Linked DNA regions of Homo sapiens: regions 2 and 3 are each linked to region 1. Evidence: chromatin loops called from intact Hi-C (ENCODE). Cell type or tissue: endothelial cell of umbilical vein. All regions are shown on one strand. Links, peaks and the distances in the headings refer to the core of each region. The heading gives the core; the rest is flanking DNA.

Region 1 (10,246 bases), core at 2,247-10,246:
GCTAATTTTTGTATTTTTAGTAGAGACAGGGTTTCACCATGTTGGCCAGGCTGGTCTCGAACTCCTGACCTCGTGATCCACCCACCTCAGCCTCCCAAAGTGTTGGGATTACAGGCGTGAGCCACGGTGTCTGACCCATGTTTTATGTCTGTTAGTGTGACCCCTATCTTCTTGCCTCCAGTTCTTCTCTCCTTTTAGCTCCTCCATGCCTCCTTTAAATGATCTTCCTATAATACAGCATTGTACTATATCTGCAATACAGCATTGTATCCGACTTCCTCCTTTCATTTATTTATTTATTTTTTTTTGAGATGGAGTCCTGCTTTTGTTGCCCAGGCTGGAGTGCAATGGCACAATCTTGGCTGACTGCAACCTCTGCCTCCCGGGTTCAAGTGATTCTCCTCCCTCAGCCTCCCGAATGGCTGGAATTACAGGTGCCTGCCACCACGCCGGGCTAATTTTTGTATTTTTAGTAGAGACAGGGTTTCGCCATGTTGACCAGGCTGGTCTTGAACTCCTGACCTCGTGATCTGCCTGCCTTGGCCTCCCAAAGTGCTAGGATTACAGGCGCAAGCCACCGCGCCCAGCCTGACTTCATCCTCAATACCTCAATACCTTGAATGCTGAATTAAGTCCCAAATCCTTGTCACCAGAGGCCCTTCATGGCCGGGCCCCTGCCCATCTCTCCAGCCTCCCCTCCATCCCTTGCACCCTACACTCCAAGTCTGCAGAACTGTTTGGAGGTGCCCAGAGTGTACTACCCTACCCTACCACACTGTGCTGCTTCCTTTTCACAAACACCTCTGTATTCGTTTGCTAGAGCTGTCATAACAAAATACCACAGCCCGGGTGGTTTAAACAACAGAAAGTTGTTTCTTCCCAATTCCAGAGGCTAGAAGTTCAAGATCAAGGTGTTGGCAGGGTTGGTTCCTTCAGAGGCCTCTCTCCTTGCTTGTGGATGGCATCTTCTCCCTGCCTCTTCGCGTGGTCATCCCTTTGTGGGTGTCTCTGTGGGTGTCTGTGCCCTAATCGCCTCATAAGGACACCAATCCTACTGGACTGGGGTCCACCCTAATGACCTCATTTTGACTTAATTACTTCTTTAGAGACCTATCTCCAAATAAGGTCCTATTCTGAGGTTGTGGGTATTAGACTTCATGAATAATTTTGGGGGGACCATAATTCAGCCCATAACGCTTCTCCCTCTGGCTAAAAATGAATGTCATTCTCACATGCAAAATACATTCACCCCATCCCAACAGTTTCCAAATCTTAACTCTTTGCAGCACCAACTTTTAAGTTCAAAATCTCATCTAAATCTCATCTAAACCCAGTATGGGTGAGGCTCCCAGTATACTTCTTCCTGAGGCAAAGTTTCTCTCCAGCTGTGAAACTGAAACCGGACAACAAGCTATGTACCTCCAAGACCTAGGGGTGGGGCCAGCATAGAAAGAAATTGGAAAGGAGAAAGGGGTCACGTGTTAGGGTACTTCCATGTATGCATTTTTGAGGTTAACTCAATGGAGAGTAGCCTCCCTTAGTGAACCTGGAAGATGCCACACGCCATTTAACGTCCACTTATCAGGGTGCCCATTTGGAAGCCTCTTCCTCCTGTGCTTCTCCGTACGCCACCCAGTATATCTCTCCATCTCAGTGCCATAACACTCACCACATCCATCTGATGGCTGACTCTCTTCCCTGCCAGACTACACACCTCACGACTTCCAGTACATGCTCTATGAGTGACTATTACGCACATAAACCCCATGAGAGGGGCTTTGTTGTTTTGTACATGCTGTGTCCTCAGAGTCTAAAACAAGTCTGGTAGATGGCAGGTAATCAACAAATATTTGTTGAATCCGTGAGTGAATACAAATAAACACACACACCAAACGTGTATCATGTGCACATTCTGGATTCTGATTTTCCAGGAGTCTGTGAATCTATGCAGTTTCTTCAAGGAGAGTCCAAGGGGACATCAACACACTCCTCCTTCCCCTCAGTGGCCGGATACCAGCTGAGCAACCGTCAGATGTCTCCGGGTCTCCCGATGACTCACTGAATGCTTTCTTTGGGAGGAGTGGGAGGAGAGGATGGCTGACAAAAATAACTGCGGGCACTTGAAGCGGCATCAAGCCTCTGTCGGCGGGGGAACAACGGGGGCGCATCTGAAGGTTTCTCCCAGGCGGGGCGGGCAGCTCTCTATTCTTCAGCACCGGAGGTTCTCCTATGTGTTTAGAGAATTAGATAAACGTAGAGTGAATGGAATAAAACCGGCATTGCTCCCAAGCAGTCAGCTGCTCTTGCCATATGTGAAATTCTGTATCAGCTGTGAAGGAAACACACAGGAAGGGAGCTTAGTGAACACCGTTAAGGTGATCATTCTGTGTGTCTGTCTTTTTTTGTTCTTTAAAAAGGGCTTTATGCTTTGTATTTTATCTCATCTGATGATCACATCAATCAGGTCAGAAGGGCACTTTCACGGAAGAAAAAGGCTCAGAGAGAATCACTGACTTGCTGGAGAGGATCATTAGAGCATGGTTCTCAACATGTGGTCCAAGGACCAGCAGTGTCACCACCACCTGTGAACCTGGTAGACACGCAAACTCTGGGCCCTTTCCAGATCAGAAACTCTGGGGTGGGGCCCGGGAGCCCATTGTACAAGACCTCCAGGTGATTCAAATGCATAGCTGAGTTTGAGAACCCTTGGCTTAGAGTCACACAGGTAACAAGTTACAGATCCTGGGTGAGAACCCAAGGATGTCCTTGGATACTATACTTCAGTGAGTGACTTGCATGTTAGTAGCTGACAATATCTCTCAGGACAATCCCTTGCAATATTAATTTACATTTTGCTTTTGCTTCTACTTCAGTTTATGAAGCCCGGCACAGTCCAGTTCCGGCTACAGCTCCAGCTTCCCTCCCACTCACTGTGCTGGGGCCACACTGGCCTTCTCTCTGTTCTTTAGACACAGCATGCCCTTTTCTGCTCCAGGACCTTTGCACATACTGTTTCCTCTGCCCAGAATGCCATCCCTGCTAGCTTGATTCTTCTCACTTTAAGTCTCGAGGCAGTCATCCTCTTTTCAGAGAGAACTTTAGGACATGCCCATGATGCTCACAGATCGTTCTGTTTAGTCGCATCATAGCACTCGACACCTCCCGAAGTTAACTTGTTTGTTTATTTTATTTTATTTTTGGAGACAGAGTTTCACTCTGTTGCCCAGGCTGGAGTGCAGTGGCACGATCTCGGCTCACTGCAACCTCTGCCCAAGTAGCTGAGACTACAGGCACACGCCACTACACCTGGCTAATTTTATTTTATTTTATTTTTGTATTTTAGTAGAGACGGGGTTTCACCGTGTTGCCCAGGCTGGTCTCAAACTCCTGAGCTCAGGCAATCCACTCGCCTCCCAAAGTGCTAGGATTACAGGCATGAGCCACTGCGCCCGGCCACCTTGTTTGTTTATTAGAAAGTAAATTCCCTGAGAGCAGGGTCCTTCTGGTCCTATCCAATATTGTGTTTCCCAAGTTCACCACAGTGCTTGGCATATAGTAGACACTCAACAAACACTTACTGAAAAAATAAACCATGAACTAGAGGCAACTTGAAAGAGGGAAAAAGCACTTTCCTCCATTCTTGAATCCTGTAAGAATGGCCAGTCTAGGCTGGCTCTCCTTTGGGGAAGGGGGCAGGAAGAAAAATTAACAGTTTCTTGGTTATCAGGGATGCCTAATGGAAGCTGCAGTTGCCACAGATGGCAGGGGAGGGAAGTTAGGCTTAGATGGGAAGAGTGTGGCTGCCTTAAGACTTGCAAGGGGACAGCTCTCTCTCGGTTTTGTTTTTTTTGGAGACGGAGTCTTGCTCTGTCACCCAGGCTGGAGTACAATGGCGCGATCTCGGCTCACCACAACCTCCACCTCCCAGGTTCAAGCGATTCTCCTGCCTCAGCCTCCTGAGTAGCTGGTATTACAGGCATGCACTACCACACCCGGATAATTTTGTATTTTTAGTAGAGACGGGGTTTCTCCATGTTGGTCAGGCTGGTCTCGACCTCCTGACCTCAGATGATCGGCCCGCCTCGGCCTCCCAAAGTGCTAGGATTACAGGCATGAGCCACCGCGCCTGGCCTCGGTCTTTTTTTTATTGTGGTGAAAAACATGTAAGATGAAATCTACCCTCTTAACAAATTTGTAAGTGTAGAGTACAGGCTTGTTAACTTTAGAACTTTCTCATCTTGTGTGACCGAAACTCCACATGCATTGAGCATCAGCTCCCCATCTCTCCTCCCCAAGCCCTGGTAACAAGCTTTCAGCTTTCAGCTTCTATGAGGTTTTTTTTTTTTTTTTGCTTTAGATTCCATATAAATGGAATCATGCAGTATTTGTCCTTGTGTGACTGGCTTATTTGACAACAAATGTCTTCAAGGTCCATTCATGCTATAGTATGTGTCAGAATTTTTTTCCTTTTTAAGGCTGAATGATATTCCTTTGTATGCATGAACCACACTTTCTTTGCCCATTCATCTATTAATGCACTCTTGGGTTGCTTCTGCCTTTTGTCTACTGTGAATGATCTTATTATGAATGTGGATATACAAATGTTTCATTGAGACTTTGCTTTCTATTCTTTTGGGTATATACTCAGAAGTGGGAATGCTAGATCATTTGATAATTCTATTTTTAATTTTTTGAAGAGTCTCTGTTTATCTATTTATGAGACAAGATCTTGCTCTGTTGCCCAATGGCTTGATCATAGCTCAATGTAGCCTTAAATTCCCAGGCTCAAGCCTCCTCCTACCTCAGATCCCCAGGTAGCTGGGACTACAGGTGTGTGCCATCACGTCTGACTAATTTTTTATTTTTTGTAAAGATAGGGTCTCACTGTGTTGTCCAAGCTGGTCCTGAACTTCTGGGCTCAAGCAATCCTCCCGCCTTAGCCTCCCAAAGTGCTGGGATTATTGGCTGAGCCACTGTGCCCAGCCCATACTGTTTTTATAGTGGCTGGGCCATATCGCAGTCTTACCAATGGTGCACAAGGGCTTCGATTTCTCCACATCCTCATCAACCCTCGTTTTATGATTTTTGTTTTGTTTTTCAATAATGGCTATCCTAACAGGTATGAGGTGATTTCTCATTGTGGTCTTGATTTGCATTTCCCTGGTGATTAGTGATGTTGAGTACATTTTCATGTGCTTGTTGGCCACTTGTATATCTTCTTCGGAGAAATGTCTGTTAAAGGTCTTTCCTCATTTTTTTTTTTTTTTTTTTTTTTTTGAGAGGAAGTTTGACTCTTGTTGCCCAGGCTGGAGTGCAGTGGCGCGATCTCGGCTCACTGCAAGCTCCGCCTCCCGGGTTCAAGCTATTCCTCTGCCTCAGTCTCCTGAGTACCTGGGACTATAGGCACACACCACCACACTGGGCTTATTTTTTTTGTATTTCAGAGGAGACTGTGTTTCACCCTGCTGGCCAGGATGGTCTTGATCGCCTGACTTCGTGATCTGCCCGCCTCAGCCTCCCAAAGTGCTGGGATTACAGGCGTGAGCCACTGCGCCCGGCCAGGTCTTTCCTCATTTTTAGGTTGGGTTGTTTGTTTTTGTGGCTATCTATTAAATTTTCGATCCAACTTTTGATTCTGCCATTTACAGAGCACTGTATGTCAGGTATTGTGGGAAGCCCTTAACACACACAATCTCATTTTATCCTTACAACAGCCTTGAAACATAGATACAATAAGAATTCACATGTTACAGATGAGGCATCAAAGCACAGACAGGTTAAACTACATGCCCAAGGTCACATAGCTAGTAAGTGTCCGAGAGGGTCATCAGACCAGACCAATCTGATCCTAGTCCGGATCATAATCTAGAAGCCCTCACTGCATCTCACCACTGTGCAGGTTGATAGGGAGGCTGGGGCAGGGTCCTGTAGCAAATCACAAGGGTGTCTTCTCTATAGTCCAGTGTGCTGGGAAGACAACAGGTTGGGAGGTAGGATCCTGGGATCTGCTGATCTCAGTGCTGCTCCGACTGGCTGGGGAGCTTCTGGCACAGTCACCTCGTGGCGCTTGGCCTTAGTGAGAGCATTGAGTCAAGGGATGGGATGATGTTTTGAAAAAATAGTGTGTCAGAAAGGAAGTACTGCTAGGAGTCCCAAGGCTGGTGCATACATCATGCCGGCGTCTTCCCTCATCTCAGAACCCAGAGCCTGTCTCCTGGCTGGGGGCTCACAGAGGGTCCTGGCTGGTAGAAGTCTTGCTTTTGGTGTGTTAAACACCCACAGAGTTGGAGCAGAGAGGATGGGGAGCCTGGTGCTGGCCTCCTTGTTGGGACTGGCCTCTGCTGTACAGGGGTCTTCAGGAGGCAGAGGGATGGGGTGGAGGGGTTATATGGGTATAGAGAGTTGAGGCTTCCAGGCCCCACTTTGCCATACTAACCCATCAGACTGCAGGCAAGTTAAGCTCCAGGACATCTGATCAGCACCAATTCTTTCCCTTCCCTGGTTCCCTCTCCGCTTTGCCCCGTCTCACTCCACATGAGTACAACCCTAATGGCACCTCAGGAGAACACCTGTCTGCCTTGGAGGAGGCTCAGCCTGAATCTGAGCCTGTCTGCTCTCTGAGTCCAAACTAATGTTTAACCAGGAAGTACATTTCTGTTAGGAAGACTCTTCACTAAAGATGTGGACATCGAAGTTCAGGCAGGGCAGAGAGATTTGCCAGACTGGACTGTCCTGCCATCTAGTGGTGGGATAAGAGGATTAGCTAGCGTCCCCTCCAGCTGTGGCTGCCCTGGAGAGAACAGCAATTTTTTTGGAGGGTAAGAGAGGGAAGAGTGGTTTGGTAAATGCACCGTCATTACTTTAAGGCATAATCCATGGCAGTACGCTCTTAGTTGCTTGAGATATCTAACCAACTGTTGGGCAAAAAGCAGCATAAATTTTGGCACCTGCGAGAACACTGTAAGTTTTCTCTAAGGGGTCACCTACAAATGCCATCAGAGGTGGGACTTTGGAAATGTCGAAGTTTGGAACTCATATACTCAGAAGTCACTGGTTCTTGCTAACTTATATTGACACATCACAGTAGAGGTGGATTCTAAAGATTCACTCTAGGCCAGGCACAGTAGTTCACACCTGTAATCCTAGCAGTCTGGGAGGCCAAAGTGGGAGGATAACGTGAGTCCAGGAGTTTGAGACCAGCCTGAGCAACATAGTGACACCTCCTCTGTACTATTAAATAAAATTAGCTTGATGTGGTGGCATGCACCTGTAGTCCCAGCTACTTAGAAGCCTGGGTGCTTGAGCCCAGGAGTTCAAGATTTCAGTGAGCAGTGATTGTGCCACTGCACTCCAGCTGGGGTAACAGTGAGAGACCCTGTCTTAAAAAAAAAAATTAATTCTAGAGATGTGTTTTCTCTGATTTGATTTATTTTGGGAAACAAGTAGCTCTGAAACTAAAAAATAGTTACAGTGAAGACTCTAGAAATTCTGAAAATGATTACTGAAATTGTCCTACTGTTTCCATTTATTGGGAGCTGTATTCCTGAAATTGATGCAATAACGGAGATGTAGTGGAGAAGGGAAGCTGGGAGAAGGGGAAAGAGAAAGAGCTCAGGCTCCTCCAGAAATCATCACCTTCGGCAATAATAATAAAAAGAGTAAGAATGACAACTAACTATCAGTCAGGAGAGGTTAGGTTTTGTTATGACACTATCCCAGATAAACGATGCCGACCGACACTGGTCAAGATGGTGAACACAGGTTTTATTCAGCAATACTATGGCAGCAAGGAAGAGAGACCAGTGTGGATTGAACTCAACTTCTCCAAAACAAAAGGCTGGAGACTTTTAAAGGTGGGGTGTGCTCAGGGAAAGGCACTAAAGGTGTGAATAGGGTTAGGCCATGTCAGGCCACCTGGGTTTGTTGACTGCTGTCTATCTGAAGGACACACACACTTCTCATGTCTTTGTGACGGGGCAGTGGTGCAGGTTGGAGCAAGGTGCCCACAGTTAGGCCCTCAGCCTCCCCTACAGACTAGGAGAGACAGAATTATCTCCCTGAAGCCTTGCATTTTAAAGAGAAGACTCTCAGGTCCTGGAGGAAACAGTTTTGGGTGGTAGTTTTATATCCCAAAGAGCAAAGAAAGGCTTTATAATTGCAAGCTTTCTAAAGTGATGGCTCTACAGGGAGTTGAGGGGTGGTGGTGCAGAGCTCTATCTGCCTATCTCTTGGTATTGGCTGGAACAAACAGTCAATTCTCCTGGCAGCCTTGAGCTTTCTCGGGAAGGCCTTTATTTTAATTTTCAAAAATTTTTTTGAGACAAGGTCTCACTCTGTTACCCAGCCTGAAGTGCAGTGGCATGATCATAGCTCACTGAAGCCTCGACCTCCCGGATTCAAGTGATCCTCCCACCTCAGTCTCCCAAGCAGCTGAGACTAAAGTTGTGCTGTGCATCACCACAGCCATCTGATTAATTAATTTTTTTTTTTTTTTGTAGAGATAGGCTCTCCCTATGTTGCCCAGGCTGGTCTTGAACTCCCGGTCTCAATGGCTCCTCCCACCTCAGCCTCACAAAGTGTTCAGATTAGAGGTGTGAGCCACCATGCCCGGCCATATGCAGGCCTTTAGCTGGGATTAGGGTCATCCTAGAGACAGGGCCTTATGCTTCTAGAAGCCATGCTAGAGTTCAGTTGTCTATTAGTGCAGAAATTAGGATGGAGCCATTATATGCTGGGAGTTCTGCAGTTTTTATTTGTTTCTGGGAAAACTTTAAAAAATTGTTGAAAACATACATATCATAAAATTTATCATTTTAACAATTTTTAAATATACAGTTCAGTGGCATTAAGTGCATTCACATTGTTGGGCAACCAACACCACCCTCCACCTTCAGAATATTTTCATCTTCTCCAGCTGAAACTCTACCCCTCAAATAATAACTCCCCATTCCTCTCTCCTGCCAGCCCCTGGTAAATAACATTTTACTTTCTGTTTTTATAAATTTGATTCCTCTATCTACCTTGTGTAAGTGGAATTATACAATATTTGTCCTTTTGCAACTGGTTTATTGAACTCAGCATTACGTCCTCAAGTTTCATTCTTGTAGCACTTTCTTCAGTAGGCTAAGATTCCACTATATGGGCTGGGCTCACGCCTGTAATCCCAGAACCTTGGGAGGCTGAGGTGGGCGAATTGCCTGTGGTCAGGAGTTTGAGACCAGCCTGGCCAACATGGTGAAACCCCAACTCTATTAAAAATACAAAAATTAGCCAGGTGTGGCGGTGGGCGCCTGTAGCCCCAGCTACTTGGGAGACTGAGGCAGAAGAATTGCTTGAACCCGGGAGGCGGAGGTTGTGATGAGCCGAGATTGTGCCACTGCAAGGAGATATGACAGTTTCAGATTTGACCATGTTGGGATGATTGGGCACCCAAGTGGCTGGTTGTAGAGAACCGATCTCAAGAATGCAGGGAACCCACACAGGAAGATTAGATGATAAAAATGACCAACAAGGTAATCATCAGAGGGACAGTGTTATAAGGAAATACAGACTAGGTAGAATAACAGAGAAGGAAAAGGTAAGGAATTAGGCCAGAAAACAAGCTCTCATCACTCTAAGCTTTGATTAATGGGTCAAAACCCTAATGAGCATCTTGCCTTTCAGTTGCTTTCCCGATTCTTTTGTGCATTGCACACTGCTATAAAACCATTCTTTCTAGAGTACCAATTTCATTCCCAGTCGCAGGGGGTCATGCTTGTAATCCCAGCTACTTGGGAGGCCAAGGCAGGAGGATCGTTTGAGGCCAGGGGTTAGAGACCAGTGTTGGTAACTTAGTGAGACTCTGTGTCTTAAAAAAAAAAAAAAAAAAAAGTGAAAAAAAGATCGCCATGTCTTTAGCTAAAACTTAAAGATTTTTTAGCATAAAAGTACTATATGTTGCATAAAGAAACAGTCATGGCCGGGCACGGTGGCTCACGCCTGTAATCCCAGCATTTTGGGAGGCCAAGGTGAGTGGATCACCTGAGGTTGGGAATTTGAAACCATCCTGGCCAACATGGTGAAACCCCATCTCTACTAAAAAATACAAAAATTAGCCAGGCGTGGTGGCATGCGCCTAGTCCCAGCTACTTGGGAGGCTGAGGCAGGACACTCGCTTGAACCCTAGAGGTGGGGTTGCAGTGAGCCGCAATTACGCCACTGCATTCCAGCCTGGGCGACAGAGCGAGACTCTGTCTCAAAAAAAAAG
Region 2 (10,246 bases), core at 1,230-9,229, 57 kb before region 1:
CTACAGGGCGAGTGTGCCGCCTTGGAAGTAGACCTGCCAACTTCTTTTTTTTTTTGAGACGGAGTTTCGCTCTTGTTGCCCAGGCTGGAGTGCAATGGCGCGATCTCAGCTCACGGCAACCTCCGCCTGCCGGGTTCCAGTGATTCTCCTGCCTCAGCCTCCCGAGTAGCTGGGATTATAGGCATGCGCCACCACGCCCGGCTAATTTTGTATTTTTAGTAGAGATGGGGTTTCTCCATGTTGGTCAGGCTGGTCTCGAACTTCCAACCTCAGATGATCCACCTGCCTCGGCCTCCCAAAGTGCTCGGTGGCCTCCCAAAGGTGTGAGCCACCGAGACTGGCAGACCTGCCAACTTCTGTTAAGCCTTCTGACACCTGCAGCCCTGACCAATGTCTTGAGAGACCCAAAGCTAAACTACCTACTTAAGCGGCCCCTGCAAACCTGACCTACAGAGACTATAACAATAAATGTCTGTTGTTTTAAGCCACTAAGTTTTGGGGTAGTTTGCTATATGGCAATGGATAATGCAGCGTGGCTCTGGACCAGGTGTTCTCACCCTGCCTCTGGCAATACAGCTTGTCCTCCTGTGAAACAACTTCCTACTACTGCTGTCTTTGGATGTCTCAATGTCCCCTGTTGACTTCCTTTATCCTGTCCTCAACCCTTTACTAAACTCTCTTCAAACTTCACAATGGAATATGTTGCCTGCTTCCTGCCTGGTGCAGGTTGGAATTATGAACAAGACAGACACCCTTCCCTTCAGAGTTTATATTCTAGTGGGGAAAACAGACAATAAATTAGCCAACAAATAAATAAGCAAGGTAATTTCAGAGACCAGTAAGTAAAACAGAGAAACGAATGGAAAAATAAATGGGGCTCGAGACAGGCTGATCAGGAGCCTACACTAGGCAGGCTTGTCAACGAAGGCCTCTCAGAGGCCGTAGGCTCAGTCTGAACTCAGGAGAAGGCAACTCAGACAGAAGAGGCTGGAGCAGTCAAAGGGAGCAGCGACGTCCCTAAGATAGGAGAGGGTGTGGAGGTGTCAGGAACAGAGGAGGGAGGCCCACGTGCTAGAGCAGAGCTCGCAGGGTGGCAAGTGGGAGAGGGGAGCTCAAGAGACTCAGGCAAAGCCAGATGAGGAGTTTGGGTTTTGTTTAAACTACAGCACAGCCCCTCACTAAAGGATGTTCAGTGAGGTCCGTGTAGTATCCAATTTACCTTTGGAACGAGCTCTCCGGTCTTGACACCTCTGCCTATAATCTCTAGACCCATAACGTGGGCTGACATGAACTTCTCAGATGCAAATTGCTCTGACCAGGATGTCCTGGTCAGCCCTCTGGGGTGGATGGAGGGGCTGCTCCTACCACCAGCCTGGGGACCTCCCACCCCTGCCTCATCCAGAGAGCCTCGCTTGCCACATGGGCACGAAAGGGGCCTTCCAGGTCTCTGGGCTTTAGCAGGGCTCACCCACTCTGGCTGGCTCTGATTTTGTTTTGAGGAAAACAAAGTCCAGGTGTTGAAGTGGTCTGAGGAAGGTTACACCATGCAATGGACTGAATGTTGGTATCTCCCCAGAATTCACGTGTTGAAACCTAATCCCCAGGGTGATGGTATTTAGAGGTGGGGCCTTTGGGAGGTGATTAGGCCAGGGGGGTGGAGCTCTCACAATGGGATTCCTGCTCCTTTGCCCATTTCCTGCCATGTGAGGACACAGGAAGGTGACTGTCTGTAACCCAGAAAAAGGTCCTTGCCAGTCACCAACCAGGCTGGCACCCAGATCTCAGACTTCCAGCCTTCAGAAGTGTGAGAGATAAATTTCTACTGTTTGTAAGCCACCCAGTCTACGATAATTTGTTACAGCCACCTGAATGGACCACAACAACCCAGGTATGCACCCCCTGGCCCCGCCTCTACCCAGATGGAAAGGGAAGATCAGAAGGCAGGAGTTCCCGCCCCTCCTCCTGGCCTTGCCTGGTCCTGTCTCACAGGGTCTCACAGTGGCCCTTACCCACTCCCTGGCCTGCCTCTCTCTCTGAGAGGGTGGGTCCTTCTCCCCACACAGGCTGTCCATGAGGCAACCTGTGAGGGGCAGGTTGGGGAGGGAGGGGAGCTCGGCTGCTCCCACCAGGCCCCTCCTCCTGCCCCCATGGGCACTGACCACCCAGGGACCACCGGCCTGTGTCCCGCCCGGCTCTGGGTCACTGCATAGGCCCAAATCACACCTGTGGTTCTCCTCGGAGGTGTAACCTTGCTCAGATCACTTGATTACCTGAATTTTGTTTTCCTTAACTCAAAGATGGGCATATACATAGCCCTCCTATTTCTTTTTTGCTTTTTTGAGAGCCCCATCGCCTTTCACCCTCTCATCTGTGAGCAACTCCATTGCTGCTCTAGGAAAGGCAGAGTCTGGCACCTGGCAAGGCCTCCTCACAGGCCTGACTCCCGTCCCTTCCCACCTCCCTAGGCAGAACCGGGTGGAACTGCATGAGAAGCGACGGAGGCGCCAGCCCCAGCCAGCTCCCTGTGGCTCCTGGCACCAATCAGGCCTCGAGGCTTCCTCAACACCAGCTTTCCTTCCCCTCCCATTGGGCCCTGCATCCCTGCCTTCTGCAACATTGTGCTCCTGACCCTGGCTGGCTCCCAGCCCTCCACAGCTGGGCCCCACCTCAGAGCCTTTGCATCAGGTAGCCCCAGAGTCAGAGAGAAGGCCCCCGACAAAGCCGCAGATGGAGCTCAGCCCCAGGAAACACCTTTCCAGAGCAAGGCTCCAGCTCACTGTAGGACCACAGTCAAGTCTGTATCCAGGCCGAGCGACAGGTGGGCTTGGGAACCATCTCACTCCCGGCCTAGATCCTACACCAAAAGGAAAAACTTCCCTCCCACACCCCTTCGTCCTGCTCTGGTTTCCTGACTGCCAGTGGGGAAGCACTTCTTTTGGAAGCCACTGGAAATTGAGGGATGAGACAGAAAAAAACCAAAGCAACAGAGAAGCGCTCAAGTGTGGAAATGTCCCCAGCCGGCCCTCCCCTTCCCGCCAGGTCGGGCTGCATAGCCCTGGGGGAGCCTAGACCTGGAGCTGCAGGAACATGGCAGAACCTCCCATCCAGGCAGGGCTGAGCTGCAGATCTGGAGCCTGGAGAGCCATGGAGCTTTCCCTTCCGAGCTCCCAGGGCCAGTAGGAAGAAGACATGAGTGAAGGGGTGGGTGTCAAAGGACACTCAGCCTCAGAGGTGAAGACATCTGGGAGTGGTGGGGACTGAGGCAAAGCGGACAGCCCCATGCAGGGCCCCGGACGGCCTTCTATGACACCTTTGTGCAAATAAGAAAAAGTTCACCTCCAGGGAGACAAGGGCTTGCACCAGGGCTCATGGCTTGGTGGGTAGAGAGAGGGCTGGATTTGAACTTTCCCCTGCCTCCCCCTACCCCACTACCCCTCTGTACGCATGCTTTCGTGCAAGGTACAACCTGTACAACTGTATGTGGTGGCCTTGGCCCCATATAACAGGGATGGCTACTTAGCTCCAGCCCTGCAGAAATGAGGGCTTCATGTTGCTGGAGCTTCCAGTTTTTCAAGGGCAGCTGAATACAGGGATCATGTGAAAAATTCTGGTTTTTAAATGTTGGCAATGAATTCACCCCCTGGGCCAAACAAAACCAATCTGTGCTAGTGGCACCAAGGGAGAGCACCTCAAGCTCTTGGTGCCTGGAGGACGGGCTTGTCCTCCTTGGGCCTGTCTGCCAGTCCTCCTTGGGCATACAGCTGCTCTGCCCAGAAAGGCACCCACCGCACACCCCGGGACCTGGCTGGCTCGGACCACAGCCACCCTACCGGCTTGGGACAGTGGATGTAGCGTGCCAGGCTGATGATGAGGTCGTGTGTGATGGGGTCCACCAGGTTCCGGAAGCTGGCGTAGCGATACAGAACGTCGTCTAGCGAGGTCGACTCCATGCCCAGGTCCTGCAAGAGCAAAGGATGCCCAGAGGTCAGGGCTGGCTGCCCACCCAGCTCGCCCACCATCCCCAAGAGAAGTAGGCACAGACCCCTAGAGGCGACTCTGCCTCCCAGAGCCCCGGTGGGGAGCATCTGCAGAACTTCCCTCAGGGGCTGGGGCAGGCCTCTCCTGTTTGTCTTTGCCTCCAAGTTGAGGAAGAGCAGGGACTGGCCTCTGCAGGCTCTGCAGTTTGTGCAGGTCCTGGCTTGTGGCCCTCTCCTAGGACAGCCCCTGACCTTTGTCTCTCTGGTTTTCCAGAGGAGGAAGCCAAGGGTGGCCTGCCTCGGTGCAAGCAGCTGCTTCTCTATGGTGGCAAAATTTGGAATTAACTGCCTTGTGACAGGATGGTTTAATGATATTTATTTGTGTTTTCTTCCTGCTTCTGACGTTGTTTTTACTGCTCCTTCTGTAGCCGATGCAGCCTCAGTGTTCCTTTGCCTTGGGGGTTTCTGAGTGGTGGGGTTGTAAGCAGATCCTGCCAGGCACCCAGAAGGAAACCTCATCAGGACTCCCTCAGAAAGGTACTGAGTGGAATCTTCCCGATGGGAGGGGAGCAGCTTGGAGGCGAGTGCTACTAAGTGTGGTGGGGCCGCGGCAGAAACCGCTGGAGCAGAGCTTCCCTGGGTCTGAGGAAGGAATTGGGTTTGGGGGCTCAGGACACACCACCCCAGAATATGGTACCCTGGCATCTGAGGAGGCAGCTGACACAGGAAGGTCTCTCTGACTGCTGTTCTCCCCCAAAGCAGGCCCTGAAGAATCCTGTGACCTTCATCTAAAGTAGGTCATGAGACCCCTGAGCTTAAAACGGAGTGATCGGCTTTGGAGAAGTAAGGAGACATGACGTGCCTGCCCTGGGGTGGGGACTAAACTTCGTGCCACTCCACGTGAAAGGGGGAGGTACGCCTGCTCCCTTTCCTCAAGCCCCCCCCTCCCAATTTCTGCCATCCTTGGGTATGAGCTACACGACAGTCCCTGACCCTAGCTTGGTGCCCTGCACAGACCAGGCAATGCTGACATTCCCATCCGGAGACTGTCCTCACACCATCCTGGGGAACATGAGACATCCCTGGGTAGGGAGGCAAAGCAGGCCCACCCACTGCAGGCTGTCCTCATTCTGGGGGCTCCCACAGCTGCCCCAGCACAGCCCAGAGAAAGGCTCCCAGCCCAGGTGGCTGGGGTCCAGTGCCCTGGGGACGGGACGTCTGGGCAGGGAATGTGTGGGTAACCAGCTGAGTTTGCTCCTTGTCATTTTGTTTGTATTCTGAACTTTTAAAATACCTTCCCCACATGATTCTTAGAAATCCCTGGAAGGCACGCAGGCTGGACATCATCATATATTCTCTACAGATGGAGACACCAAGGCCCACGCCTTCTGTGCTGTTGGAATTTCAGGAAGGATGGGGGTGGGGCACGGCCTCAGCCCTGGGCATGTTCTGCAGATTGCACTGCTCTTATCTGCCAGGGGGTGGTGAGAGGGTGGCTGAGCTGGACAGATGGCGGGCAGGGACGGGCTCTGCGGTCTGGCAGCTGACATTGATACAAGCAAAAAAAGAGTCTTTGCTGGGGGCTCTGGAGGGCCTGGGTGTCATGCCTGGGGGTGGGAGGAGCCTCTTGTGGGGAGCCCCTTGGAGCCCAACTGCCAGCCAGGTCCTACCTGCCGTGGTTAGGGGGCACTCTGCCCCCACCCTCATTAACGCCTCAGTGAGGACACAAGAGGCCAGTTGTGAGGGCTGTTTTCCATATGGCAGGAATGAACCTTGGAGGCGAACTGCCAGGTCCTGTGCCAGGCTCTCTGGCTGCTGAAAAAATTTGCTGGGAACCAGGACCTGGGGGCTCAAGGTCTGTCATGGATGCAGTCAGGGGAGGCTTCTGAAGCACTGGCTGGTACAGGTTCTAGAGCTGCACCCCCTTGTAGAAGCAGGTACAATACCCGCCTTTGACCTCTGGCCCTGCCCTGGCTTTTTCAATCCCTCAGCCAGGGCTGCATCCTGAAGCAAGCAACCTGACAATGCTAAGCCTCAGTTTCCTCATCTGTAAAACGGGGACAGTGACCCCAGCATCACAAGGAGGCAAGGGGAACAAGACCAAGTGTTACATGTAAAGCCTCTGGCAGGGAACAGAGAAAGCAGCAGTGCCCTTTCTACTACATTTCTGCCCCCTCCTCCCTGGAAGGCCCGTCCTCACCTTCTGCAGGGGTTCTCGATCTCCTGGACCACAGACCCAATTGAGAATGTGTCAAAAGCCATGAGCTCTCTCCCTAGAAAAATTCTGGAGTCAGGGCTGGGCGGGGACCTGAGCACACAGAGTCCACACTGGCCTCATGGTCAGGAGGGTGTGTCAGAGCCGTGTGGACACGAGGGACCCCGGGACACAAACTATCACCCACTAATGTGCAAAATCACAGCCCTGCCTCCCTGAGGCGGGAGGAAGCTGGGGACACAGGAAGGCCGAAAGTCAAAGGACTTGTGTTCTACGGTCTCAGAGGGCCTGTGTGGTCAAACGAGCTGTGGCCCAGTGCCTGGTTTGCCAGCCAGTCCCTGCCTACAGCTTGAGGCTCCCCTTCCTGGGGACAGGGAGCTGGAGAAGGAGGGCAGATGAGGTGGAAACAGAGGGGTGGTTATTCCCATGGTCAGAGGCTGCACTGGTGGCCACGGGGAGGAGGCCAGAGGCATGGAGCTATTTTTCTTTTACACTCGGTCGAGCAGGCTGGGCTGCTCCTCTGTGGTTGGCAACTTAATGCCAGCCTCTATGCCTCCTCTGCTTTGCCCCTGGGCACCCCTCTCCTCTGTGAGCACCCCTGGCACCTAGTGGTCTCCCCCTTACAATTGTCCCTGCAGTCTGTCCCTAAATGACCCTGGGAAATAGCACTGGATTTTAGGCCCTGGCCAGCCCCAACTCGCTGTAAGTCTGTGGCAAGAGACTTCCCTCTTGGGATTCATTTCCCTATCTGTGAAATGGGCAGATGAACCACACTAGTGGTTATTAAACTGTGTTCCAAGATCTTGAGGCTGACGGTCAGGGGCTGCGGTAGACGAGAGAGGTGAGAGGAACCAGCAGGGCTGTGGGCTGCAGCTCTTACAAAGCAGCTCCTGGTTACAAACAAATGAACGCAGTTCTGTTCCAAAGAAAAGCTTGAAAGCCCTGGACCAGATGACTGCCTGGGTTTCTTGTGTTCCTACCAGCCCTGCCCCATCTTCCTGGACCCCCTACATCTCCAAGCTAGTCTAGGCCATCCCTGGAAGGACCAAGAAAATCCCAGTTGCCAACCCAGGAGGTTGGGCAGGTCTGTGAAGATGCCAAATGTCCTTTCCGGAGCCCACTCCCCTGCCGTCTCCCCGCGCCATCCCCCTGGTTGCCCAGCTGCTGACTGTGGCTCTGCCTCTCTGGAGCACTGTCTGGGTTCATGTGGTTGTTGCTTAGGAGGGGAAAAGGAGTGTAGAGGCAGGATGGGAGGGAAGGAGGAGGGTCTCCTAGAAAGGCAGCTCAGGGTCACTGTGAGTCACGGCCAACACCGGCCCGCCCTGTGAATTCCAGCTGGGGTGGGGCTCCCCAAGGTCCCAGGGCTACAACAGGGAAAGCCAGATAGAGGCTGGCCAAAGGCCATGGCACACATTATTGCTTTATTGCTTTATTTCAACCCCACCTAGGCCCACAGGATGCTTGTGCTAACTGAGGGCACTTCATAGTCCTGAGGACCTTGGGCTACTTCCTGCCTCCTTGATGTCCTCTCCATCCCCCCTCCCCTAAGCCAGGCTATTGGAGATGATGGTGTCACCAGCTGCTGGGACTACCCACAGGGCTGGGTGTGAGGGAGGAGAGGTCACCAGATCCTCAGGTGTCTCAGGAGGCTGCAGCCTGGGCCACAGCCCTGGGAATGGGCTCCTTTCAGACTCGGCACCCATGGCCTGCCCTCCTTCTCAGGAAGACACAGAATGGGGGTAGGCACACAAGGCCTGCTGCATGTGCAAGGGAAGTGGAAGAATCAGATCCAGGTGTGGTCCCTGCAGCCCCTCCTGTGCACTGTACTAGTCTTGGAGGGGCTGGTTTGTCTTAAAAAGCACAAGGCATTGAGGACAATCCCATTTTCCTCATGATAGGTCTAAACGGTACCACCTCTAGGAACTGTGCCTGTGGACAGTTCCTCATCAGGATGTCTGGGAACACCAGCAGGTGCACCTGAGTCACTGCTGGTGGGGAGTGACGCTCGGAGAGTGTGGCTGGCCTGACACCGAGTCACTCTCGGCTCCCTTTCCGAGCTGCCGGACCCAGCACACAGCAGCACACGGCATTTCAAAGAAGGGGGCCCTACATAACTGGAGCTTGGATAAACAGGTCTGGGGACTCGCTGCAATGGGAAGAGATGATGGGCTTGGGAATAGGGGTGCATGTTTCCAAAAAGTGAGTAGAGATTTACACAGGGCAGTCAGAATGGCATTTCTCAAAGTGTGGTCTGTAGACTTTGGGGAAGCACCCTTAAGACCATTTTAGGGGTGCTGTGGGGACCTCTTTTCCAATGACATATCTATGTGATGCCAGATTTTCTTCATAGATGTCAATTAAAACAACCTGTCGCAAGACCCAGTGCAAAAGCGCAAGTCTGATAGCCGTCTTCTAGAAAGTGAGACTAAAGAGAGTCACAAAAATGGGGAGCAACACCACTCTCCTCACTTGGTTTTTCTTTTCCTTTGGAAAATATAGTTATTTTCATAAAAATTTATTTTTTCACTTGTGAACTTGTTATTTTTTATTTTGAGACAAGGTCTTGCTCTGTCACCCAGGCTGGATTGCAGCGGTGCGATCATAGCTCGCTGCAACCTTGAACTCCTGGGCTCAAGTGATGCTCCTGTCTCAGCCTCCAGAGTAGCTGGGACTACAAGCGTGAGGCACTGTAAGGAGCTGCTGTTATTTTTTTTAGATGTGAAAACAACCCTATGAATGTAACAGCTGGCATTTTGCATTCACGTGTGTGCAAGGTAATGGCATGGAGTGTACATGATCACTGCCACTCACTCGTTGATGCCTCCCCACAGTTGGACTCACACCTTCACTCTGTATTCCTGTGCAGTAGGGAAGTCACCCAGTACATGTTTCCCCCCAGGAGGAATACACAGATGCTTTCTCTTCTGAGCTCTGGCCTCCCTGAGAATTCCTTCATGTTGATGACACACCTGAAGACAACCTGGCTCAACAGAAACTCCCTGCAAAATATCGCAGACTTGGCTACCCTCTGACTTTCAGTCCTGCAGATGAGAATGAGGCTATCTGATTTTTGTTTCTTTAGCTGCTTGTTCGGCCCTGGCGCCTGTAGGGCTGTCCTTGCCACAAAACCCCACTGTGCCTACTGGACAGCCCTAGCACACTGTCCTCTTCCTGGGAATATCAGTTCAGCATATAGGAGGCCTCTGAAGCAACTGATATCTCTACAGCAACTTCTCCAAGTCACCAAAGGGACATCTCATTCTTGACATCGCCCAAACTCCTAAAATCCCTTCCCTGTATCTTTCTTACTACTCCAACATCCCCCACTTTCTCATTTCCACCCTGAAAACCCAGCCAAAATCTTTCTAATACAAATAAACTTAACTTCTCTGGCCAATCCAGTTCTCAGATCCAAAAAGCCCCGTAAAATCCCAGAAAATAACAAGGGTTGGCAAGAATGTGAAGAAACTGGAAACTTTGTGCGCTGCTGGTAGGAATGCAAAATGGTGCAGCCACCATGGAAAATGGTGTGGCAGTTCCTTAAACAAATTAAACACAGAATTGCCATATGATCCAGCAATTCCACTCTTGGGAATATATACCCCAAAGAACTGAAAGCAGGCACTCAAACAGCAGCTATGTTTCCAGCAGCATCATTCACAGTAGCCAAAAGGCGAAAACAATCCGGGTGGCCATGAACAGATGAATGGGTACACGGAGTGTGGTCTAGCCACGCAACGAAATATTATTCAGCCTTAAAAAGGAAGGGGATTCCAACACATGCTACAGCATGGTGAACCTTGAGGACACAGGGACAAATAAGTGAAATAAGCCAGACACAAAAGGACAAATACTGTCTGGTTTCACTTATATGAGGTATGTAGACTAGTTAATTCATACAGACAGAAAGTAGAATGGTGGGTACTACCAGGGGCTGGGGGGAAGGGAAGGAGGAGTTACTGTTTAATGAGGACACAGTGTCCGTTTTGCAAGATGAGAGTTCTGGAGATCAGCTGCACAGTAAACAGTGTGAATGTACTTAACACCACTGAGC
Region 3 (10,246 bases), core at 1,811-9,810, 68 kb before region 1:
AAGGCCTTGGCAGAGTCTTTGTGAGGGCACACCACTCAGCTATCATTTGCAAAAAGACAGGTGTGCTTCCTTCTCCAGGAAGCCTTACTTCCAGGCTCCCCTCTACTTGCTTCCTACGGTGTTATCACAGCCCACAGGTTCTGTGTCCTACATGCCCCTCAACCCCTACCAATCTTCAAGGGACTCTGAACCCCCTTGTTGCTGTATGGACCAGGGACAGGGCTGGGGTCTGGGTCCCCCTGGGGACATCTGAGATAACTGAGGAGTTACTAGGGAGTGCTTGTTGCTCAGGCTGGAGTGCAGTGGCGCTGTCTCTGCTCACTGCAACCTCCACCTCCCTAGTTCAAGTGATTCTCCTGCCTCAGCCTCCTGAGAAACTAGGATTACAGGTGTGCACCACCACGCCTGGCTAATTTTTGTATTTTTACAGGGTTTCGCCACATTGGTCAGGCTGGTCTCGAACTCCTGACCTCAAGTGATCCACCTGCCTCAGCCTCCCAAAGTGCTGGGATTACAGGCATGAGCCAAACACTGTGCTTATCTGGGAGTGCCCACTTTAGCACACCAGGAATTAGAAATTTCTCACATCTTCCTCCCACCCACCAGACCAGGGTCCCCCTCTAGATGTTTCCCCACTCTGGAATCCTCCTTCCATCTTACCTCCTTCAGGCAGCTTCTATGACCACCCCCCATGACTCCGCCCTTCCCTTCCCTACATCCCTGGGAGGGGTGCCCTGTAACACACACTCAGCCTGGCATAGACCTGCCCGGGGGAGTGTAACTCACCAGGCCTGTGGCTTCCTTTTCACCAGCCCCCGGTGCCGCCTCCACTGGGAGTGGGGGCTGAGGTGGTATGTCAGCTGCCGGCACAGCTTCTCCATGGCGCCCAGTGCATCGCCTTCCTGCAGAGGCAACCATGGGTGGTAGGGCCCTGAGTGGCTGGGTGCACCAGTCTCAGCCCCCAGGCTTCCTGTCTCCCGGGTAAGAGCCCAGCTCCCCCAGGCTGAGCTGGGGGAGGCCCTGCTCTGCTGGCCTAGGGTGGGCACCCTAGGCAGACAGCAGTGGCTGCAAACAGATCTGCAGGATGGTTTTAGTTTTTGTGAATTAGTTGCTAGCATTGAAAAACAGATTTATGTAAGTCTGGATTCCAGGAGATCGGACAAAAGTTGGCTGGAGCCAAGTGCCTGCTGACCCCCTGGCCAAGACTCACCATGATCCCTGCCACTCCCCAATGTCCAGGGCCGCTCTGTGCATTCTCTTGCTCAGCAGATTTATTGAGCACTTACTCGGAGCCAGGCACTTGTTCTAGGAAGCTAGGATATGGCCATGAACAAATGTTCGTGTCCTTGTATTTCACATAGTAAAGGGGAAAATGAGATATTTTTACCTGTGTCTCCCTCAAAAGTGAGAACAAATGAATGAGGAGGCCAAGTCTTTCCCAGCGCAGTTCATTCACATGCGTTCCTGTCAGGCCCGTTGGCATCTGAGTTTGAAACCCTGGGTGTCATGGGCTGAACTGTATCCCGCTGACAATCACAAGTTGATGTCCTAACCCCTAGTACCTTGGAATGCAGCTGTATTTGGAGACAAGGCCTTTAAAGAGGTGACTAAGGTAAAATGAGGTCAGAGGAGTAGGCCCTAATCCTGTATGACTGGTGTCCTAAGAAGAAGAAATGAGGACACAGACATGCAGAGGAACAACCACTTGAGGACACAGGAGGAGGAGGGACTGACAGACCTAGGAGAGAGCCTCAGAAGGAAACCCACCAGCCAGCCTTGGACTTCTAGCCTTCAGAGCTGTGCGAAACGAACTGTCTGCTGTTTAGACCACCAGTCTGTGATTTTTTGTTATGGCAGACACTGGGTTAAATGGTGCAGCTGAAAGATGCTACAGACTCCAACTACATCCCTAGGAAAGTCAATCCAACAGTCCCCGGAGCCAAACTCGTGCTGGACAGGGTGAGGGCATGAGTCCCTCCAGGGAGTGAGGACCAAAAGCGTGCTCCTGCCAGTGGGCCAGTGCTGAGGCTTGGATGCAAGCGCTGAGGCTTGGATGCAAGCGCTGGACTCAGATGCAAACCCACATGTGGCCAACGACTCGGTGTGGGGAGGTCCGGCACGTTAACCACGCACAGTGCTCAGCATGGTGCCTGGAGTGGGTGCTCAACAGGCTGCTTTGTCATTACGATTCCCACACCCCTCTGCTAGTGGACAAGCAGTGTATTGAGTAGTGAAGAGCAAAGACCTGGGGCCAAACCGTGGGGATTCAAGTCCTGGCTTTGTCCCGTTCTGTGTGGCCTTGGACAATTGCTTGACTTCTCTGTGCTCCAAACCACATCTGTGAAAGGATTACAGTACAGACCTCACAAGAGTTTCTGTGAGGATTAAATGAGTCACTACTAGCGCAGTGCTTTGAATAGAGCCCAACCCACAGCAAGCTCTCCAGGCACACTCTAAGTGAATACCGTGATAGCGGCACCAGCACAGAGAATTCTGGCAGGGCAAGGAGGGAAGATGACTTCTGCCCAGGCTCAGATTTGAGCTCAGCTTTATTTTAATTTAATTTAATTTATTTTTTGAGACAGTCTTGCTCTGTCACCCAGGCTGGAGTGCAATGGCACGATCTCGGCTCACTGCAACCTCCGCCACCTGGGTTCGAGTGATTCTCCTGCCTCAGCCTCCCGAGTAGTTGGGATTACAGGCACCCGCCATCACACCTGGCTAGTTTTTGTATTTTTAGTAGAGATGGGGTTTCACCATGTTGGTCAGGCTGGTCTTGAACTCCTGACCTCAAGTGATCCACCCGCCTTGGCCTCCCAAAGTGCTGGGATTACAGGTGTGAGCCACCGCGCCCAGGCTGAGCTCAGCTTTTAAGAGCAGATGGGTTAGTGATTTCAGATGGAGAAAGAAAACGTGAGGCATCCTTGAGTGAGGAGGAAACAGTCTGTGGCAGGGCTTGGTGATGTGGCGGCTGTGGGGTGTGTTACTGACATGAGGGCAGGTGAAGGCCTGGGGCCTGATCACATCTGGTCCCTCCATGGTTCAAGCCACTGTCAGCCCTGCACACCAGACATCACGCAAGAAGGTTATGGAATTCCCACAGCACCCCAAGGCAGTAGATACTTTCGTTATTCCCATTATGCAGTGGGGGAGCCTGAGGCCCAGAGGGCTGGGGATGGGCTTGGGGCTGATGGGAAGGCAAGAGAAGGAGACTCTGAGGAAGGGGGACAAGAGAGAGAGGAGTTGGGAAGATGGCAGTTGAATGTCCAAAGGAGAGAGGCATCTGTGGAGGGACCCAGGAAGCAAAGGAGGGCCCGAGACTGAACAGAACGGATTTGGAGGAGGCCCCTGGGCTCCAGTTCACAGCCCATCCCCACCCCTGCCCCCAGCTTCCTGGTGCCTGGCTGTCTGATGAATAAGCTTGTATCACCTGCCACTTGCACCTGTATCACACCTGTGTGTTACACCTGTCACTCCTGTGTGTCACTCTTGTGTGTTGCAGATGTGGGGGCAGGTGAGCATCTGCCTTTACGGCTTCATTCCCCACCCCTGGAGCTGACATCTTTTGGTTCCTAGACTTAGCTTCTTGCTGAACCTGGCCACATGACTGTGTGGAGGGAAGCAAGGCGGGTGAAGCAGGAGGAGCTGGTCATGGGGGCTGCAGGGGAGTCCCTCAAGGGGGATGTTCCTCAGACTGGGAGATGGAGAGAGGGGTGGACAGGAGGTGGAGAGGATGACTCAGGGCCAGGCTATTGGAAGGGGCTGAGGGGACAGAGGCCACACAGCTGACTGATATGCTGGATGGAGAAGGTGTGGGCAGGGAGGGTGAGGAGGGTCTAGGCTTTGGGCTTGGGACATGAGTAGAAGGCAAGGGGCTCAAGACAAGAAGTGGGTGAGAAGGCAGGAGGGGGGTGACCTGCTCATGTGGGGCCATGGTAAGTTTGAGGAGCTCACAATACCTCCAGCTGTGGATGCCACTGGACTTATGGGGTTGGGGCTCAAGACAGGTCCAGGCTGGACACATTCATCAGTAAGATTAAACCCCTGGCCAGAGAATGAGCTAAGCAGGAGGGAGAGAGAACAGTGGACACACAGCAGTCAGAGAAGACTCCATCAGAGCAGCAGGAGTAGTGGAGTCTGGACACCAAGAAGAGTGACTAATGGGGTTAGACCCCCACCCAGAGGCCACTGGGTCTCCAACAAGGAGGCCATGGCCAGCACAAGTTCAGGGAGTGGGGCCATGGTGGGAGCCGACCTTAGAGCTCAAAGGGAGAATAGGGGCCAGGCACGGTGGCTCACGCCTGTTAATCCCAGCACGTTGGGAGGCCAAGGTGGATGGATCACCTGAGGTCAGGAGTTCGAGATCAGCCTGGCCAACATGGCAAAACCCTGTCTCTACTAAGAATACAAAAATTAGCTGGGCGTGACGGCGGGCGCCTGTGATCCCAGCTGCTCCGGAGTGCTGAGGCAGGAGAATTGTTTGAACCCAGGAGGCGGAGGTTACAGTGAGCCGAGATCGCACCACTGCACTCCAGCCTGGGTGACAGAGTGAGACTCCATCTCAAAAAAAAAAATAATAATAATAATAAATAAATAAAACAGAGAATAGGAGGTGACACTGGAGATGGCCCATCTAGAGCTGTGCTTCTTTACCTTGGAATCTTTCATACCGGAATCTCAGGGGAGCTTTTTTTTCTTTTTTTTGAGACGGAGTATCGCTCTGTCGCCCAGGATGGAGTGTAGTGGCGCGATCTTGGCTCACTGCAAGCTCCGCCTCCCGGGTTCACGCCATTCTCCTGCCTCAGCCTCTCCAGTAGCTGGGACTACAGGCGCCCGCCAACATGCCCGGCTAATTTTTTTGCATTTTTAGTAGAGACGGGGGGTCTCACTGTGTTAGCGAGGATGGTCTCGATCTCCTGACCTTGTGATCCGCCCGCCTCGGCCTCCCATTACAGGCGTTAGCCACCGCGCCCGGCCTGGAATCTCAGGGGAGCTTTAAAGTCCACTGATGGGCCAGGTGCTGTGGCTCACTCTTGTAATCCCAGCACTTTGGGAGGCTGAGGCAGGAGGATCACTTGACCCCAGGAGTTCAAGACTACCCTGGGCAATATAGTGAGACTTGCTCTCAAAAAAAAAAAAAAAAAAAAAAAAAGCCCATCATGGTGGCATGTGCCTGCAGTCCCAGCTACCCGGGAGGCTGAGGTAGGAGGCTCTTGAGCCCCGAAAGTGAAGGCTGCAGTGAGCCGTGATCACACCTCTGCACTCCAGACAGGGTGAGACCTAGTCTCAAAAAACCAAACCAAACCAAACAACAACAAAATAACACTGATGCCTGGGCCACCCCAATGATGGGTGGGTGGCTCAGGCACAGGGATTTTTTTTTTTTTCTTTTTGTTTGAGATGGAGTCTCACTCTGTTGCCCAGGCTGGAGTGCAGTGGCGCGGTCTTGGCTCACTGCAACCTCCATCTCCCAGGTTCAAACGATTCTCCTGCTTCAGCCTCCCAAGTAGCTGATTACAGACGCCTGCCACCACACCCCGCTAATTTTTTGTATCTTAATAGAGATGGGGTTTCACCATGTTGGCCAGCCTGGTCTCGAACTCCTGACCTCGTGATCTGCCCGCCTCAGCCTCCTAAAGTGCTGGGATTACAGGTGTGAGCCACCCTGCCTGGCCACACGGGGATTTTTAAAAGGTCCCCAGGTGATTCCCTAGTGCAGCTGAGGTGGAGAAGCACTGGTTCAAAGACCATGGGTGGGATCAGGTGGTCTGCCCAGCATCACTCCTGGAACCACCCCAGGACAGAATGTAGCCAGTCTCCAAAGCTTAGAACTGAGCCCCTCAGCTGCAGCTCCTCCTTCAATCACTTCCCAGGGTTTCCAAAATCTGGGGCCAAAATCCCTGTCCACCCTCTCAGCCTGGGCAGCTGAGCCTTAAAAGAAGAGAATAGAGGCCGGGCGCGGTAGTTCACGCCTGTAATCCCAGCACTTTGGGAGGCCGAGGCAGGCGGATCACAAGGTCAGGAGTTCGACACCAGCCTGTCCAATATGGTGAAACCCCATCTCTACTAAAAATACAAAAATTAGCCAGGCGTAGTCGTGGGTGCCTGTAGTCCCAGCTACTTGGGAGGCTGTGGCAGGAGAATCGCTTGAACCCGGGAGGTGGAGGTTGCAGTGAGCCGAGATCGCGCCACTGAACTCTGGCCTGGGCGCCAGAGTGGGACTGGTGTGGGACTCCTAAACACACACACACACGCACACACGCACACACGCACACGCACACACGCACACGCACACACACACACACGAGAACAGAGGACAAGGGGGCATCACTGCACTGCCATTGCCACAAGGGGGCAGCCACGCACAGGGCCAGGCTCGGGATGGAAGTGTATCTGCCACTACCAGGGAGAACTGAGGAGCCTGCGTCTCCTCACTGGCTAGACAGGAACAATAGATATGGACACCTCATAGAGTTGCCTTGAGAGCACAAGTGAGCTGATGTTCTCTCAGGAGTGAGAGTTCCCTTCTGCTTGTCTGAACTAAACTGACAACAGCTAACATGTATTGAGCAGCTGCGATGCATTGGGCATCTCCTCTGAGCACTGTTTGCATGAACATTTTGGGGCTCAGAACACAATTCCAAAGCATGGCGCCGGGGCCAGCAGAGAGCTTTGAACTAACGGAAATTGGAAGGCCTCAGAAGCAAAGTTTTTCTGCCCTTCTGCTGCCCTCCTGTCTCTGGCCCTTCTTCTCCCCCAGAGTGAGTCAGAGAAACCAGAATTCTTCTTCCCCAAGGCAGGTCACAGAGACCAGAACCCCTCTCCCTCAAAGCAAGCCATAAAACTAGGCAGGTCACTCTCTCCCTTCTGTCTTGAAGACCATTCCAGAGGGGTAGGAAGGAACACTGCAGAGAGAGGCCAAGAAGAATCTGAGCAGATAGCCTTCCTGGGTCCCCTCGGCCTATCACCATTAGATCACACCCTTTGTCCAATCGCATTTCTACAAGCTTGTGCACTCTTTACCAAGCCTGAGTATAAAAACAGATAGCTGGCTGAGTGTGGTGGCTCACGCCTGTAATCCCAGCACTTTGGGAGGCCGAGGTGGGTGGATCACCTGAGGTCAGGAGTTCGAGACTAGCCTGGCCAACACGGCGAAACTCCATCTCTACTAAAAATACAAAAAATTAGCTAGGCATGGTGGCGGGCACCTGTAGTCCCAGCTACTTGGTAGGCTGAGGCAGGAGAGTTGCTTGAACCCAGGAGGTGGAGGGTCCAGTGAGCCGAGATCACGTCATTGCACTCCAGCCTGGGCAACAGAGTGAGACTCTGTCAAAAAACAAACAAACAAACAGGCCAGGCGTGGTGGCTCATGCCTGTAATCCCAGCACTTTGGGAGGCAGAGGGGGGCGGATCACCTGAGGTTGGGAGTTTGAGACCAGCCTGACCAACATGGAGAAACCCCATCTCTACTGAAAATACAAAATTAGCCAGGCATGGTGGTGCATGTCTGTAATCCCAGCTGCTCGGAAGGCTGAGGCAGGAGAATCGCGTGAACCCAGGAGGCAGAGGTTGAGGTGGGCCGAGATCACGCCACTGCACTCCAGCCCGGGCAACAAGAGCAAAATTCCGTTTTAAAATAAATAAATAAATATAATTAAAATAAACAAATTCTAACAAACAAAAAACCAAAAAAACAAAAAAACCTCTTTCCCTGGGGTTTGGGGTCTTCATTTCTTTCTTTTTTTAAAGAGATGGGGGTCTCACTATATTGGCCTTGCTGGTATTGAATTCCTGGACTCATGTAATCCTCCTGTATCAGCCTCCCAGGTAGCTGGGGCTAAGGGTCCTCATTTCTTTTCTTTTCTTTTCTTTTCTTTTTTTTTTTTAGTGACGGAGTCTTGCTCTGTCCCCGCCCTCAGGCTGGAGTACAGTGGCACCATCTCAGCTCATTGCAACCTCCGTCTCCCAGGTTCAAGTGATTCTCCTGGCTTAGCCTCCCGAGTAGCTGGGATTACAGGCGCGTGCCACCACGCCCAGCTAATTTTTGTATTTTTAGTAGAGACAGGGTTTCACTATGTTGGCCAGGTTGGTCTTGAACTCCTGACCTCAGACGATCCGCCTGCCTCGGCCTCCCAAAGTGCTGGTATTACAGGTGTGAGCCACCGTGCCTCACCTGAGCGTCTTCATTTCTGAAAGCTCCCATGTTGCGTAAAATTTTGATTAAACACATTTGTTCTGCTTTTTTGTTACCCTGTGTCTGGTTATAGGAGTGTCAGCCATGACCCTTATAATGAGTGAGGGAAAAGTACCACACAGTTCTGCCCTACAATTTTTTTTTTTAGACGGAGTCTTGCTCTGTCGCCCGGCTGGAGTGCAGTGGCGCAATCTCAGCTCAATGCAACCTCCATCTCCCAGATTCAAGCGGTTCTCTTGCTTCAGCCTCCCGAGTAGCTGGGACTACAGGCACCCGCCATCCATGCCCGGCTAATTTTTTTTGTATTTCTATTAGAGACGGGGTTTCACCATGTTGGTCAGGCTGGTCTCAAATCCTGACCTCAAGTGGTCCACCTGCCTCGACCTCCCTAAGTGCCCTACAAACTATAGTCCCATACCTTACTACAACCCTATGAGACAGGTATTATTAATAACCCCGCTTTACAAATGAGGGAACTGAGGCAAAAAGAACTTAAATAGATGGGCAAGGCCTCCCAGCTTGTAAGACGGAGTCAGGATCTAAAGTCAGCCAGCTCTGAGGCTGATGCTCCTAACCGCTATCTGCTGCCCTCCTTGTGAGAAATCCTGTCTTTGGCTTAGGTCAGTTCAAAGTGTTTCTATCATTTACAACCAGAAAAGCCTTCAGTGAGACTGTCTCATTTTTTCCCAACTCTTCCACTTTTCAAAGAACCCCTCCAGGGCTCCCTCCTGCAGAGAACAGGACTAGGCAGCACTGGCCCAGAAGTGGAGCAGTAAGAAGGTGGGGAACGGGGGGAGGGAGAGGAGGAGAAGGAGGAAGAGGAAGAGGGAGAGGAGGAGGAGGAAGGGGAGGGGGAGGAGGAGGAGTAGCAGTAGTAGGAGGAGGAGGAAGAGGAGGGAGAGGAGGAGGAAGAGGAGGGGTAGGAGGAGGAAGAGGAGGAAGGAGGAGGAAGAGGAGGAGGAAGAGGAGGAAGAAGAGGAGAAAGGAGGAGAAGAAGGAAGAGGATCAGGAAGAGGAGGAGGAGGAAGAGGAGGAGGAAGAGAAGGAAGAGGAGGAGGAGGAAGAGGAGAAGAAGGAAGAGGAGGAGGAAGAGAAGGAAGAGGAGGAGGAAGAGAAGGAAGAGGAGGAGGAAGAGAAGAAGGAAAAGGAGGAAGAGGAGGAGGAGGAAGAGGAGCAGAAGAAGGAAGAGGAGGAGGAAGAGGAAGAAGAGGAGAAGGAGAAAGAAGAGGAGGAGGAAGAGGAAGAGGAGGAGGAAGCTGGACTTGACACTGAGACACACATACCCTAACTCCTCCAGTGGCTGGAACCCTGAGAAGTAACCTGGGAGCCATAGCTAGCCACATTCCCTACCATGCGGCAGGGGGAAGAGCAGTCTGTGCAGAGGGAACACAGAGGGAGGCAGGGTAGAGCAGCGAGGAGGGAAGGAGGGACCTCTGCACCGTGCTTATCTATAGTTCTAGCACCTTGGTCTAACTTGGCTGCCCGTGGGCACCACAAGACACCTCGATATCTGTAGAACACATTTTCTTCCTTGCTGGAGCCAGCCCGCCTGGGCTTCTGTTATGTGCAGCAGAATCCTAACCCGCCCAGAAGGCTCAATGGCTGTGTGCTGAATCAATGCTTTGCAGTCCTCCCCCGATCCCTGAAGATGGCAGGAGTGGGATGTGGCACAGTCAAGTGACTATGAGTGCAGGTCAGGGCAGCAGCCTCTCCAGACCTTCCCAGTGAGGCTGCCCAGGTCCTGGGGCAGAACGTGTTTGAGGGGCTTCTCATTAATCTGTCAGGAAAGATGACGTGCTGACCTGCAGGCTGACCTGGGAGGGGTACCAGCACCCGACACTGCTCTGGCTCTCAGCCATCAGGCAGTGATACCATCTGCCATCTTCACTCCCCAGGCACCTCTGTAACTGCTCCAGGACCCCGACAAGCACAGCCCTCCACTGCCCTCCATTCAAGGCTATCCCTCCCTCATCCATAAATTCATTCATACATTCATCAAATGTTGACTGTCCCCCTCATTACACTGGACACCATTCCAGATGCAGAGACTGT

The links. Hi-C counts contacts between places; a loop is a spot of excess contacts. Peaks named below come from ENCODE experiments on the same cell type or tissue, not always from the same donor. Only the 100,000 strongest peaks of a DNase experiment are listed, where the experiment ranks them.
Region 2: it touches region 1 in a loop (5-fold over the local background); 108 of 110 quality-filtered maps call a loop at or near these places.
Region 3: a loop joins it to region 1, with 20 times the contacts of the local background. A loop is called at or near these places in 108 of 110 quality-filtered maps.

Annotation. Positions count from the first base shown.
Region 1 is chr17:16,514,710-16,524,955 of GRCh38, forward strand. No RefSeq gene overlaps it. Among named protein-coding and RNA genes, the nearest start is that of LRRC75A, 28 kb to the left of the region's middle. RefSeq lists enhancers at 1,575-2,774, 6,583-6,632. In endothelial cell of umbilical vein, for the core only: a CTCF peak has its summit at 6,760 (motif pointing left); a DNase peak (open chromatin) is centred at 6,702; H3K27ac peaks cover 290 bases.
Region 2 is chr17:16,458,428-16,468,673 of GRCh38, forward strand. LRRC75A (leucine rich repeat containing 75A) reads right to left here. Exons shown (of 4, transcript NM_001113567.3): 2 at 3,831-3,959. All of the region lies in intron 3 of SNHG29 (small nucleolar RNA host gene 29), which reads left to right. Among named protein-coding and RNA genes, the nearest start is that of SNORD65, 22 kb to the left of the region's middle. RefSeq lists silencers at 5,328-5,622, 5,368-5,662 and an enhancer at 7,284-8,075. In endothelial cell of umbilical vein, for the core only: a CTCF peak has its summit at 5,451; a DNase peak (open chromatin) is centred at 5,404; H3K27ac peaks cover 277 bases.
Region 3 is chr17:16,447,059-16,457,304 of GRCh38, forward strand. LRRC75A (leucine rich repeat containing 75A) reads right to left here. Exons shown (of 4, transcript NM_001113567.3): 3 at 787-902. All of the region lies in intron 3 of SNHG29 (small nucleolar RNA host gene 29), which reads left to right. Among named protein-coding and RNA genes, the nearest start is that of SNORD65, 11 kb to the left of the region's middle. RefSeq lists enhancers at 1,601-2,102, 2,103-2,602, 9,323-9,824, 9,825-10,246. In endothelial cell of umbilical vein, for the core only: a CTCF peak has its summit at 6,357 (motif pointing right); a DNase peak (open chromatin) is centred at 6,363.